Linked DNA regions of Homo sapiens: all the other regions are linked to region 2. The links are chromatin contacts, found by Hi-C or POLR2A ChIA-PET in ENCODE. All regions are on one chromosome and are shown on one strand. The core of a region is the stretch at or near the end of the contact, and the rest is flanking DNA. Distances in the headings are between cores, read along the strand shown. Region 1 overlaps LOC105371159 (a long non-coding RNA gene). Region 2 has its middle 130 kb from the start of LAT. Region 3 has its middle 88 kb from the start of NPIPB11.

Region 1 (4,156 bases), core at 993-3,492, 180 kb after region 2:
TGGATCCCCACAGACCAAGCACAGGCCGACAATTTCCCTGCCCTCACGCATCTTGGAAGGCTTGGTGCTGGGCAGGGCCAGGGATGCTTCAGTGAGTTCTAAACATTCTCAGTGGATCAAAGATTCTCATAAACAGAGGCCTAAGTGCTTACATGGAAATTCCCAGTGGTTTATCTTGGGAATTAGTTAAGTGCAATAAAACAGGCTTCTGGCAGATCTGCGTCCTGTGGTGGCGTGACCCCCACACAGCCTCCTACGGACGAGCTCTGACCCACTTGAGTGGGGCTGGGCTCCCTCTCAGTGGAGGAGCACGTTTCATTAGGGACAGCTGGGGATCGTTCGCAGAAATGCAGGCGTGGCCCCCGGGAGAAGCAGACCTGTGAAAATCCGGACTTTGAACATGGAAGTAAAAAACAAGCTCTGTATGAGAACTAGGAGTCTCCAGGGATTCGTGTCTGAGTTCCTCTCTGCGAAGGAGCTTGCTGGCACTGGTCTGTCCGACCCCGGGGTTTACAGAGACTCAGGTTCCCAGACGATACTGCGTCTCCATGGCGTCCAGCGAAATGCCTCCCCCACCCCACCCAGTGGTTGGGCCTGTGGGGTAGAAAACGAACTGGGGGATTGGGATTCACTGGTGTACTCAACAGATGCATACGAGGCCCCTGTTGCAGGCTGGGCTCTGCCAGGCCGCTGTAGTACGCCGAGGTGAGTCCTCTGTGAATCGGGAATGCCCGCTCCCAGTGTCTGCCCAGAAAGCTGCACTTGTCCTGGGCCGCTCGCGGGAAGAGGTCACCCAGCAGGGAGATGTTCTGTGCCAACGTGTGCGGGGCCCCAAGGAGACAGAGGGAGGGGCAGGCGTGTGGGCCATGGTGGGGTTGGTTGGCTGAGGGCATGGGGTGCCCATGTGGGCAAGTCCCTGGGACCTCCTGAGGAGGGTGGATTGGGACTTTGCCGAGAGGCTCAGAAGGGGTCAAGGGTGCAGTGGGCAGCTCAAGCCTCCCTTTTCCGAGGGGTTCAGAGTCGCCAGAGGACCCGTAGCCCCTTGCAGCAGCAGCAGTGGCAGATGGACAGACTTTGTGGGAAGGGCCCTGCAGACACCGCCTCTCCCATCCCAGAGGTGCCTGTGAGGCAGAGGAGGAGAGGAGGCCTGCTGAGAACAAACCCTGGGTCCCCCACCTCCGAGACTGATGCACCGGGCAGAGGCCACCTTCCTGCCTCCTTGCTGGGGCATCTTCCCCTTCCTGCTGACCTGTGTGGCCATGAGACCCCGGGCTGGGCTGACCAGAGCCCTGGAACAAGCTCACAGAAAGCGCTTCTCCACTTCCCAGGGAGCCTCCTGCCCACACCAGCCTCCCTGTGGCAGGCCCAGTGTCCACGCCACATGCACTCATGGAGCTCGGCCCCTGGGAGACTTACTCCCCACCCCCCAGGACCTGCTCCTGGCACCAAGCTGGCCACAGGGGCCACGTCCTCTGCATGTAGCAGGCCTCAGGGACGGCCCTGCCCACAAGGTCACTCTGCTCCTGGGTCCTCAGGCCCCTTTGCTTCCAGGAGGAGCTTGTCCTTCCTCCTCCCACACCAAAACCCACAGAGAGGAGCGGACGCCCCGTGGCTCCTGCCCTGCCCTAGGCTGGCCACCCCTCATGCAGCTCAACTCCCACGTATTCCTGGGGCCGGGGCAGGCCAGCCCTGATGCCCACCTTCCTCTCTCCCATGGCCCCCTTTGAGGTGAGCCAGCCCTGTCTCCAAGCCTGGGGTGCTGTAGAGATGCCTCCTCCTGTCTGCTGGCTCCAGGACTGTCCCCTGCTCTGCCCCCGCCCCAGCCTCCCCACCTATGCATGTTCACAGCCCCATGGCACCTCCCAATACCTGCTGAGCTCAGCCCTGGCCCCTCATCCCAGCCCCATCTTCCTCCCACATCGTCCTCCCCAGCACCACCGCCTGACCCCTGCATGGCCAGAGGAAACACACCTTTGTCCGGCCTCCCAGCCCAGCCACAACTCAAGCTCAGCACAGGTCGCCGCTCCCCCGAGCCCCTCCCAGTCTGGTCCTGCTCGTCCCATACCTGCTGGGCTTTGGCGCAACCCTAGGCTGCCTGGCCACACGGCCCCCCGCCTTGCACCCTCACACCAGGCACAGGCAGTACTTCTCAGATGCTCACTGGGCTGCTTTCCAGTGGGTCTGGGGGCTCCTGAGGGTGACTGTGGCCTCTCCCCCACGTCCTTCCTGTCCTCATCCAGGGAGCGGGCACACAGGACTGACTGCGGTTCTGTGCTCAGCAAGGGAGACGCCCATTTTCTTCGAGGATTTCCTCTGGCGCTGACCTACTAGATGCGTGAGGTCAAGGGACGGGGGCAGGGCAGAGGAGTTCAGGTTTCAGCAGCTGCCACTCCACCCTCGTCCTGTCAGGGACACCTCGGGCCAAGGCGCTGTCTGGATTTTAGCCAGCAATGGGGAGTCCCGCTCTGCCCTGGCCACCGCCCACTGTCTCGTGTGAGTGAGTCACCGGCTGCTTCAGCTCCCTCCTCCTCCAGGGGTGACTTCACCCAGTCGGCTCTCACTGACCAAGAAAGGGATCCAAGAAATCAGGGGTGTGGAGGCAGGAGGCCAGGGGCCTTCCTGGGACCCCTCAGGAGGTTCCCCTAGCACCACTCGCAGGCAGAACAGCCCAGCCTCACCCCGAGGGCTGCGGGAGGTGCTGCTAGAAAATCACTTGGGGCTTCCTTTTGGCCTCCCAGTGAGTCATGAGGGCTGCGGCACAGAGGGGCAGGGGGACATCCAGGAGGGCTGGGTGCTCCTGCTGCTGTCCTGGGAGGGGGCACGTCAGTGTCCAGCGGGGCCGGGTGCATCCAGTAAAGGAGTGCGTGCAGCGTGTGGCATCTGAGCAAAGCTGGAGTCACACCGTGTGGCTGGGGACCGCAAACTCCTCACTCAGCTCCCCCCAGCCTCAATGTTCCCGTCTGTGAAGTGGGGCACAGGAAACCCGCCCATCCTGGGTCACAGGGTGCTGGAGGAGCAGACGGGAGTGGGTTGTGCCCTGCGAAACTCTGCACCTCGGGAGGTGGCACGTCTCTCCCGCAGCCTCACTGGGGTGTGTGTGGCCCAACCTGGGGATCCCCGCCGGCTTCTCCACTCCCTTGGCTGCTTCCAGGCTCAGCAGAGGTGGTTTCTGTCCTTCGGTTTGGATGAAGGTGGTTGGCTCAGCGGAGACCATCTTTCTCTGGTAAATGGGAACAGAGGCCCAGAGGGGATGGGATTGGCCCAAAGTCGCACATGACGGGCCCTGACTGCCCGGCCAGCTCCCCACCCCCAACAAGCTTGAGCTGCCACCCCTAAGTGCCAGGCTTCCTGGAGGGCCCCTGCCCAGGCAGCAGGCCTGAGCTCCATGGGGATGGTGGCCTGTGCCCTCCGACAGACACGGGGTTGGCCACTACTGAGGGTCAGCAGCGTGTGAGGCTGGCTGGTCACTGTGAGGCTCAGGAGGGCAGGGGGCCCAGGCCTCCATGGAATACAGGGCCACTGGGAGGCCGGGTTCACGCTGCAGGGACAGCAGTACTGGAGCTATGGGGGGACTTGGGGCCACTGGGAGGCCAGGTCCACGCTGACCACAGGGATGGCACTGCTGGAGCTACAGGGAGGTTGCTGGGGCCGCTCTGGCTGAGCTCCCAGGTGCCAGGCCCCAGGCTCCAGGAGACAGCACGGCCTGTTGTGCACACGAAGGAACCAGGAGCAGGGAAGGTCACTCGTGTCCTCGGGGTCTCACGGTTGCTGGGGTATGTTCAAGTCAAAATAAAAATGTAGAGGCGAATTTCCAAGTTTAACGTTTTATTTGGGAAGAAAGGATTGCATCTTGGGGCATATGTGCCGACCAGGTAAATGGTGGAGGTTGGAGAAGCAGTAGAAGGTTGGTGGTTTTACAAGAAAGGAGAAGGTTACCTATTGCTCTTTGAGAAAGTTCACTGGCGCTGGGAAAGTTCTGAGGACCTGGGACGTGCTGGTCAGTGTGACAGCTGTGAGCAGAATTCCTTCTGGAGTTGGAGCAAGTGACCTCAGCAGCTGTGGATAAAACTGGTCCCAGGTGACAAAAGGCAGTTTCAGCAGCTGGACTTGCAGAGAATTCCATTCTTGGAGCAGTGTTGTGCCCTGAGTACTTTTC
Region 2 (3,895 bases), core at 421-2,920:
AGTCACTTAGATTCTAAAGTTTACTAGATGGGGTTCTTGGGAACTGCTCATTCAGTTAATTATTTTTGGATCTTTGAATTTGCTTGGTTGGTTCCAGTGTTTGCAGTCACAGAGGTAAATATCGGCACATGTGAGAAGGTTATGAGAGCAACACAAAACCAAAGTCACTTTTCATATAATTCCTCTACTTACACAGGGTGTCTATTTGGTAATATTTAATTTGTTTTGTTAACAAGGAGAAGCAGTGTAAATGTGTATGAAAAACTTACAAATAAATTCACTGTAAAATGCCTATTTCCAACCAATGGATAGGATGTGGCTCTTTTAGTAAACACTGCGTTATCATTTCCTAAATAAAACGCAGTTGTGATTTTATCACAGAAGACACATCTATTACACATAGCACAGAAATATATAAAGTGGGCATGGAAGTGGCCCTGCCTTTGTCCTTGTCCCACTGTTGAGAAGAGGGTGGGCCCCCGGTTGAATGTGACTTGCGTAGAGTCGTGTGCGTGGCTCTAGGTTGTTTTATTGGTATATAAGAGTGATTTTTCCCAAAACCCCAGGCAGAATCATTGGTAATTCAGAATTAAAATAATATGGGTGTACTGTTTAAAGAATTTGAGAGCCAAACATTTGATGTTCTCTGGTTGTTGAAAATAGCGGGGTTATCAGTGGCCATTCAGGGATTCAGCCACCTATTGTTGCTTTTCAAGACGATGCATGTTTGTCATGCCATGGACCGTGCCTCCTTTGTAGATAAGCTGATTGAGTGTCATCACGTGGGCTTGGGTCCACCTGATGCCGTGGTTCCTTCCCTCTCTCACACGCGCCTTAAACAGAGAGTAGTCAGTCAGGGAGGGTGAGTTTCAGTTGGTTTCTTTAGCTCCTGTCTATATCAGTGCCCAGTGGTGAATCTTGCCAGGAGAGGTGGTGACCTGAGAAAAGGTGAGTTGTTGGGCAATATGTGGATTTTCCCTCCTGCAGTGCTGTCCCTGCCACTATGTACACCAGGTTTCCATGCCAGCTACATGTTGTAGGATATCACTGCAGTTTTGATATTCTGCAGATTCCCTTGAGATCAGAAAGGAGAGTGGGTGTAAGCAGTGTTGTAGGTCAGCTGCAGTTAGTGGGAAAGCGGTTCCAGCTTCAATGTGGGCCAGGCTCCCGCTCCCCCGTCAGTGTGGGACGGCCTCCCGCTCCCCTGTGCTGCGAGCTCCACGGCCAGCTCTCAGTGGCTGCCACAGTGCCGCCCCTGCTGTCCCGAGCCTACCTCCCCCTTCCTTCTGATGTGTGCACTTTGGACCCCACACTCTTTAGGTCATGGGCAGGAAAGGAGAGAGAAAAGACAAAACACAAATTCTGTGCTATTTTCAGCTGTTGATTCTTAAGGCAGGTGCCAGCCTTCCTGAGTACTAAGCAGGGCTGGTGGGCACTCCCCCAACCTGTCCCTCCCTAGACCCGAAGGAGTGTCCTTCTGTCTGCTGGTGAGACCTGGTGGAGGGTGTCTCTTTTGCACAGTGCAATTCCTGTGTGATTAACACGTTTCCACGTGTGCTCATGGTGGCTCCTGGATGGGACGGCAGCTAGGGAAATGAAGTTCTTCCCTTTCTGGTTTGTGTGTTTTCTGTTTCTTGGGTTTGGAGTCCGGCACGTGACTGCTCACTGTGGTTACTTGGAGTTAGAAATCCGGAGGAGACTCAGCCGGAAAGGTCAGACGTGGAGCCCGGCTTTGCCAACCACTAGGTGGCAAGCTTGCCGCTCAAGAGCCCCACGGGAGCCTCAGGACCAAATCCCAAGTCAGGGCCACAGGGGGTCCCGTCACCTTTTCCGATTAGGCAGCGGGGTGTGAGGTGAATGTGCGTGGCCTGTGGCTTTTATGCTGTTTCGATGTTAGGTGTAATCTGTTTTTATTGTTGAGAAGATTTGACTAGTTTTATATGTAAATTTACTGATTAATAATAACATATTAAAGTACATTTTTAAAATTAAATGGGCTTAACCAAGAATTGCAACTGCACATAGAAGTGAAACCATGACTAAATCATCACATTTGAAACAGGACGTGTGACTCGTGTGTAAAATGTGAACTTGTTACTCACATGTTTCTGGCTCATAGCTCAGAAGCTAGTTCCAGTGTGGGGATTGTTCTGTCTGAATAGATAGAGTTGAGATCAGGAAATAGCTGTTTGGTGTTTCTTGGGGTTGTCTTCTTACAGTTCAGGAGACCCTTCCTAAAGCCGGTCTTTTCTCACTTCCAGTCATTCCTGTATTCCATCAACCAGACAATCTGCTTGCGGTTGGATAGCATTGAAGCCAAATTGCAAGCCCTGGAGGCTACTTGTAAATCCTTAGAAGAAAAGCTGGATCTGGTCACGAACAAGCAGCACAGCCCCATCCAGGTTCCCATGGTTGCCGGCTCCCCTCTCAGGACAACCCAGATGTGCAACAAAGTGCGATGGTAAGAACAGACCAGGGTGCCGGGGCCTTCAGGTCACTTGGGGAGAAGCGCGTCACCTCCTCGCCCAGGCCCGCAGCTTAGTGGCTCAGTTTGCTGGAGATGCGCAGTGTCTGCCTCAGCAGTCTCAGCAGTTTCTAACTAAAGCTGACTTTAGTTAGACCGAAACCGAACACATGGCATCCTGCCAGGATGACCTGAAGTCATCCTCACCTTTCCTTTCCACATAAAGCCGGCCCATACACCTTTTCTTTGGAACTAACCCACCAGATCTTAGAAGATGTACACGTGCTTCTTTCCTTTTTCCTACTCTACCTGGCTAGTCTTTAGATATGTTTTTCTTCGTATGTGGTGTTTATACATTTCACATGAATATATCAAACTTTTCATTCAAATCTGCAGTTTTTATTTTGCTTATTTTTAAAAAGTAGAGTCTAATGAGTCTAATCTTAGAAGGCTGTGTGGTAGTTTGTGAACTGTTTGAGTGGAACCTTTATGATGTCTTAAGAAGTCTCGGACCTGCTTGGTGTCCACTCATCCAAGGCTTCCTGTCAGATATTCCAGCTGACAGCTCGCGCTGAAGCTCAGGCTCTGGTGTTGCTAACCTTCCCCACACCTGGCCAGAAAGAAGTCCTGCTTAAGGCAGTGGACACGGCACAGCTTTGTGCTTGACAAGGGGCCTTTTGACTGAGCGCTGCTCACTTCAGGTTCCCTGGCCTGGCTGTAGCCTTCTGCCCGGTGTGTCTGGGAGGAGAGAGAATGGTGGGACGGCAGTGGGGGGGCCGGGGAGGACATGTGGATGCCGAGGAATGGGAGCCGCAACAAGCCTGGAGGGACTGTTGTGACCTTGCTGCCCGTGTGTGCTGCAGGTGCCACCCTGCCCATGTGTGCTGGTGGCTGGTGCTGGGTTAGGTGCTTTGTGGACCTCGCCAGGGAGTGTGGGAAGTCTGGGGGCAGCTCCACATGATGGCTGCTGTGCTGGCTGAAGCAGTGGTGCCTCTTTGAGCTCTCGGGCATGCCGGAAGTTTTGGAAACGCTACCCGGCCGTCTTCCGAGCTCCGCTGCTGGTGGTGGAGTTGGCATCTCATTTCGCAGGCGGGAGCTGGGGATCGTTCACGTGTTACTCTGAGATGAGGCCTTCGCCCTGCACAAATGCTGTCACTCACATGTTTCCCCCCAGCAGGAGTTTGTTTACCATGTCCTCTGTGCAGGGACGCTGTTGGGCTCCCAGGTCAGGTGTGCAAAGCTGTTGGACCCAATGCCTTTTTTTTAGGATAGTTTTTTGGGGTAATGTCCTCTTACCCTAAAATGCAGTTCTTAGAAAATATAATTTATGTTTCCAAAAAAAAAGAAAATGTAATTTATAACTTATAGTTATTAGACTGCCCTAGCTGTAGAGAATGAATGTGATAGTATTGTGTAATAAGACAACACATT
Region 3 (4,338 bases), core at 425-2,924, 200 kb after region 2:
TCGAGTCTGTAATTTGAAGAAATCAGTTGTTGGCACTCGGTTTTGTGCTGCCTTCCCTTGCACATGAGAGTGCGTTAGCAGGTGGTGCTCTTCATTCCTTTGTGACTAATAAAGCCACATGCCACCCACCAAGGCACAGGATGACAAGCCCTCCTGGCTCTCTTGTCTCGCTTCCCACAGTGCCTCTCATGGCCCCACAGATGGAGAGCTGGGAATCGGCTTGTGATTTGAACCACCAGAGTCAGTAACGGGGGTTCTGGAAAGTGGGAAGGCAACTAACGGTGTAATGGAGACTCTTTAGCTCTTTGGGGACTGCAGGACAGCTCGCCAGGAAAATAGAGGCGTGCACGGTGGCAGGGATGCTGCCTGGCTGAGCCTGGAAGGCAAGCCCGTCCTGGCCTTGAGGGGCCTCAGTGGGCATAGTGTAGGGATATGGCTGGGGAAAGCAGGGACTGAGGCCAGACAGGGTGTTCTCCTCCCAGGTGACGCCACGCTGTGGGGATCCCATGAGCCTCAGCAGCCGGATGCCGAGCACTTCTGTTCTCCTTGTGTCCTGGGCACTGCTCAGGGGGGAGACTTCTGCCTCGATTGAAGTCCGACTAGGCCTCCCAGAGCAGGGCCTGCGGGTGCCTTGGGCTGAGGGAGCTCAGGACAGCAGAGGCACGTGTGCGGGGCTGTGCGTGTTCTTCCCGTCTCCCTGAGCACCTCTCATGGGTTCCTAGGATCCAGTGAGGGCCGCTGCTTCTCCACCTGGTGGGCCCAGGAAGCTTGCACTTTAAGGCCGGTGTTCACTCCTAACTAGTAATTGGACTTGGACACATCACTTCTCCTTTTTCTGGCTTTTGCCTCAAAACCAAAGTGATGAGAGTAGTGACATTCCTACTTCATGAGGCTTTTTAAAAAAAGTCCATCAAATAACATGAGATCAAATGCTTAAAGTGGAAAATGGCAGTTAAATTCAAGGTGATCTTTTGATCCCATCATGATAGGATTTTTCCCACTCCCTGTTAAGTGCGGCTGCTCAGTGCTGTCAGAAAAGGTAAAGGAATCCGAGCCCCGAGGGCTGCCCAGAAGTGGGCGCTTGCCCCAGCTGCTGTCCAGTAGCATCTGCGGGCAGCACCTGCACCCATCTGTGCATTTTCAGATCCTCGCCCTCCTCACCCGCCGCGCTCTGCGGGCAGCACTTGGGCGGCTGGTCCATTCTCTGGATCTCCTTGGTGGCCGGCAGGGAGCATTCGCCCAGGCTGGGGCCTGGAGCGCAGACGGAAGGAATTAGATAATTTGATGTCTGAGGACAGTGGAAACTCGGTGGCGGGTAACCAGATGAATATATATTTTTTATTTAATAAGTATGAGTCAGGGTTTGAACTGGCAACTTAATTTTTACAAAGTTGAATTTAAATGTGAATGTTTTCACTCATTTCTCTTACCTATACACCTGGGTGTTTTAGATTTATCTTCTTTCCTGTTACTAACCCGTTTTTAAATTTTGTGTGGACTCATTCATCCTTCAAAGTCTATGGAATTTTTCTCCTGGAGTGTGAAGGTCGGAGGGTCACAGGAGGGCGGTTCTGAGGATGTTTCTTTTTATCGACTCGTGCTCCAAAGACGTTTTCCTGCTGGTGGGATGGCTGTTTCTTTCTTGCCTCCCGGTGGCAGCAGCTGGGCTGCTTTGTATCTAAAGTCAGTAGTTGGGCTCTCATGAAACTATTGAAGTGCAGTTTGAAAGCTGGGTTTTCCGGTAACTATGGTGCAACCTCTGGCAGCAGCTGGGCTCTCCTGTAAGGATTTCCTAGTGATTTTAATGGTTAGGTTCCCCCATGACCACAGCCAGCGGCTGGGTTCCTCTGTGAGTCACTAAAGTTGCTCAGCCTGGGGCTTCCTGAGGCGCCCCAGTCACCCAGCCAAGATCTGAGGGTGACTTGGAGTATTTTAGAGATGACCCGAGAATTGGAAGCCAAAGAGCGGCTGCTTCCTGTATGGCTTCTTTATGCATGAGGATGAAAATGTGCTGCCGAAACGACTTTAGGGTGTTCTTCCCTCTCATCCTACAAATCCCACTGTCCTGGCTGGTTTCTTTTTGTCTGTAGCACAGACAGGTTTGTTGTGATTATACAGAGAGTCAAAACGTGTCTCAAGTATCTACTGATAAGAAAGTCAAGAGGCATGTTTCCAAAACCCGAGGGACTTTTGATACCTAATAGAGTACTTAAAAAAACCCAAACACTTCTTTCTCTGTTTTAATTATTTCCACCATTTTAGTCTCAATGGGAACAGATTTTTAGGGTTTGGGCAGTAGAGTCCAAACTTGAGGCTCTTGGTAGTCAAAACAGGACGCTTTTCAGCTTAATCTTTTTATTACTACAATTTTGGATTCCATCCTGTATTTTCCTGTAAATTAGTGAAGTTGCATGAGCCAGCTAGAGAGGCCACTGCATTGAAGAGCCCTTCCCATCATGCCCAGATTCGTCATCGCTACAGGGATGGGGTCCTGTGGCCTAGTGGGAAGTGGCCAGGCATGCAGTGGGGCGCTGGCTCCATCCTGTCACCTGCTCCGCCGTGGCCTTCGGATCCTCAGTTTTCTCCCTGTTGAATACAGGGCATCTCTGGATGCTGCTCAGGGCGTGCTGAGAGCTCTCCGTAGCGCAGGTGGTAGAGACCTGGGGGTCCCAAGACAGTTCTCTGCGTGTGCACGGTGAGCCCCAGGAAGACAATGCACCTGGCTTTGGCCCCACAGTGAGAGTAGGTTGTGCCCACTCGGCTTGTGGTATAGGGACTCCAGGGATGAGGACACAGGCCCTGTCCGTAAGGAGTTTGTGCTCTAGTTGAGAAAGCACGATGGAGAGGCATTGGGAATGACATAAGCAAGCCCCGGACCTGAGCAGCGATGGGAGGGTGTGTTGCAGTCCGTTGTAATCACTATTTACACAGGAGCAGCCACTGTGCACCAGAATGTTCTGGGTGCCTGACATCCATGGGTGGACACAACAAAGGCCCGTGTTTATGAGGGGGACAGTAACAATACATACGTGAATTCTCCAAACTGTGTTTGCGAGGGGAACAGAATAACAATACATAACGTGAATTCTCCAAACTGTGTTTGTGAGGGGGACAGAGTAACAATACATACTTGAATTCTGCAAACTGTGTTTGCCAGGGGAACAGAATAACAATACACACGTGAATTCTCCAAACTGTGTTTGCCAGGGGAACAGAATAACAATACACACGTGAATTCTCCAAACTGTGTTTGCCAGGGGAACAGTAACAATACACACCTGAATTCTCGAAACTGTGTTTGTAAGGGGGACAGAGTAACAATACACACATGAATTCTCCAAATGCCAGAAGGTGGTCAGTGCTCTGACAAAACAAGTGGGAGGAGGGTGGGAGCCCAGGAGGGCGGGAGGGTCAGGTGGTTATCCAGGGGGATGGTGAAGCCAAGACATGAAGGAAGGGAAGGCGGTGGCCGAGCAGGTCTGAGTAGGCGGAGGACCAGCGAGTTCTGATCCAATTGTTGAGGTCCCTGATCTCACCCTCTGGGCATTCAGGACCTTAGGTGCTGCTGCGAGTTCAGGGCAGAGGGAAGTTGGAGCATGGAAGGTCTGGGAATCTTGTGAGCGCCCCAAGTGTGCACCTGGTATGGGCCGACCAAGTCAGAGGGATCAAGAACTTAAGTAAATGGAAAGAGTGTGTCATGACACCTTAGTGAGAATTTATATCTCGTGGGGAGCCCCGCCTGTGGGCCAGCTAAGCACCTTCTGTGCAGTGGGCCTTTCCAGACCCTTGCAGGAAGATGGGGCCGGCCTGGTGGGCTGGGGTGCCTGGGTGAGGCCTCTTCAGTGGGCCCTGACCCTGCAGCCAGGCAGCTCCTGGTGGCTGTCCCAAACAGGCCTCACCCCTTCTCCTTGGATGTGTCCTTCCAGGTCACCTTTTCTATAAATTTGGCATCACAGAATCTGACTGGTACCGAATCAAGCAGAGCATCGACTCCAAGTGCCGCACGGCGTGGCGGCGCAAGCAGTGGGGCCAGAGCCTGGTGGTCAAGAGCTTCTCGTGGAGAATGCCCAACTCATCCTCCTACTGCCCCTCAGGTAGGCCTCGTGCTGCAGGAGAGGCCGCCCTCCCCTGCTCGGGGCAGCTGGCCTGGTGGCACCCTCAGGGGCAGCCAGAGCGTGGCCGGCGGCTCCACCAATGGCCGGGAGCCGAGGCCAGAGGCTTGTGAGGTGCACACGGAGCAGTGGAGCTGCAGGACCTGTGCCTGGCCCTGTGCGCCCTTCACACAGACAGCCTCGGGCCTGCTCCAGGCTCCTCTGTGAGGGACAGAGGGCCTGTTGG

What was found. Hi-C counts contacts between places; a loop is a spot of excess contacts on that map. ChIA-PET counts read pairs that join two places held with the same protein, here RNA polymerase II (POLR2A). Pooled maps may share reads with other maps.
Region 1: a loop to region 2 is called in a pooled map, with 4 times the contacts of the local background. The contact joins two enhancer-like sites. A Hi-C loop is called at or near these places in 2 of 37 single-sample maps with no recorded cell type and 4 of 50 pooled maps. POLR2A ChIA-PET finds 5 or more read pairs at or near these places in 1 of 52 experiments (K562).
Region 3: a loop to region 2 is called in a map of Calu3, with 5 times the contacts of the local background. The contact joins two enhancer-like sites. A Hi-C loop is called at or near these places in 7 of 168 maps with a recorded cell type or tissue (CD4-positive, alpha-beta T cell, Calu3, aorta and 3 more), 3 of 37 single-sample maps with no recorded cell type and 13 of 50 pooled maps.

The regions. Positions count from the first base shown.
Region 1 is chr16:29,288,654-29,292,809 of GRCh38, forward strand. It overlaps LOC105371159 (a long non-coding RNA gene), which reads right to left. Exons shown (of 3, transcript XR_007065044.1): 2 at 2,162-4,068. Among named protein-coding and RNA genes, the nearest start is that of NPIPB11, 120 kb to the right of the region's middle. Within about 2 kb of position 2,243, at least 8 of the 41 ENCODE cell types and tissues checked have a DNase peak (open chromatin) inside an H3K27ac peak, as active enhancers do.
Region 2 is chr16:29,113,866-29,117,760 of GRCh38, forward strand. It overlaps the pseudogene RRN3P2. Among named protein-coding and RNA genes, the nearest start is that of LAT, 130 kb to the left of the region's middle. RefSeq lists an enhancer at 1,262-1,810. Within about 2 kb of position 1,671, at least 21 of the 41 ENCODE cell types and tissues checked have a DNase peak (open chromatin) inside an H3K27ac peak, as active enhancers do.
Region 3 is chr16:29,317,002-29,321,339 of GRCh38, forward strand. It overlaps the pseudogene SNX29P2. Among named protein-coding and RNA genes, the nearest start is that of NPIPB11, 88 kb to the right of the region's middle. RefSeq lists an enhancer at 2,595-3,095. Within about 2 kb of position 1,675, at least 9 of the 41 ENCODE cell types and tissues checked have a DNase peak (open chromatin) inside an H3K27ac peak, as active enhancers do.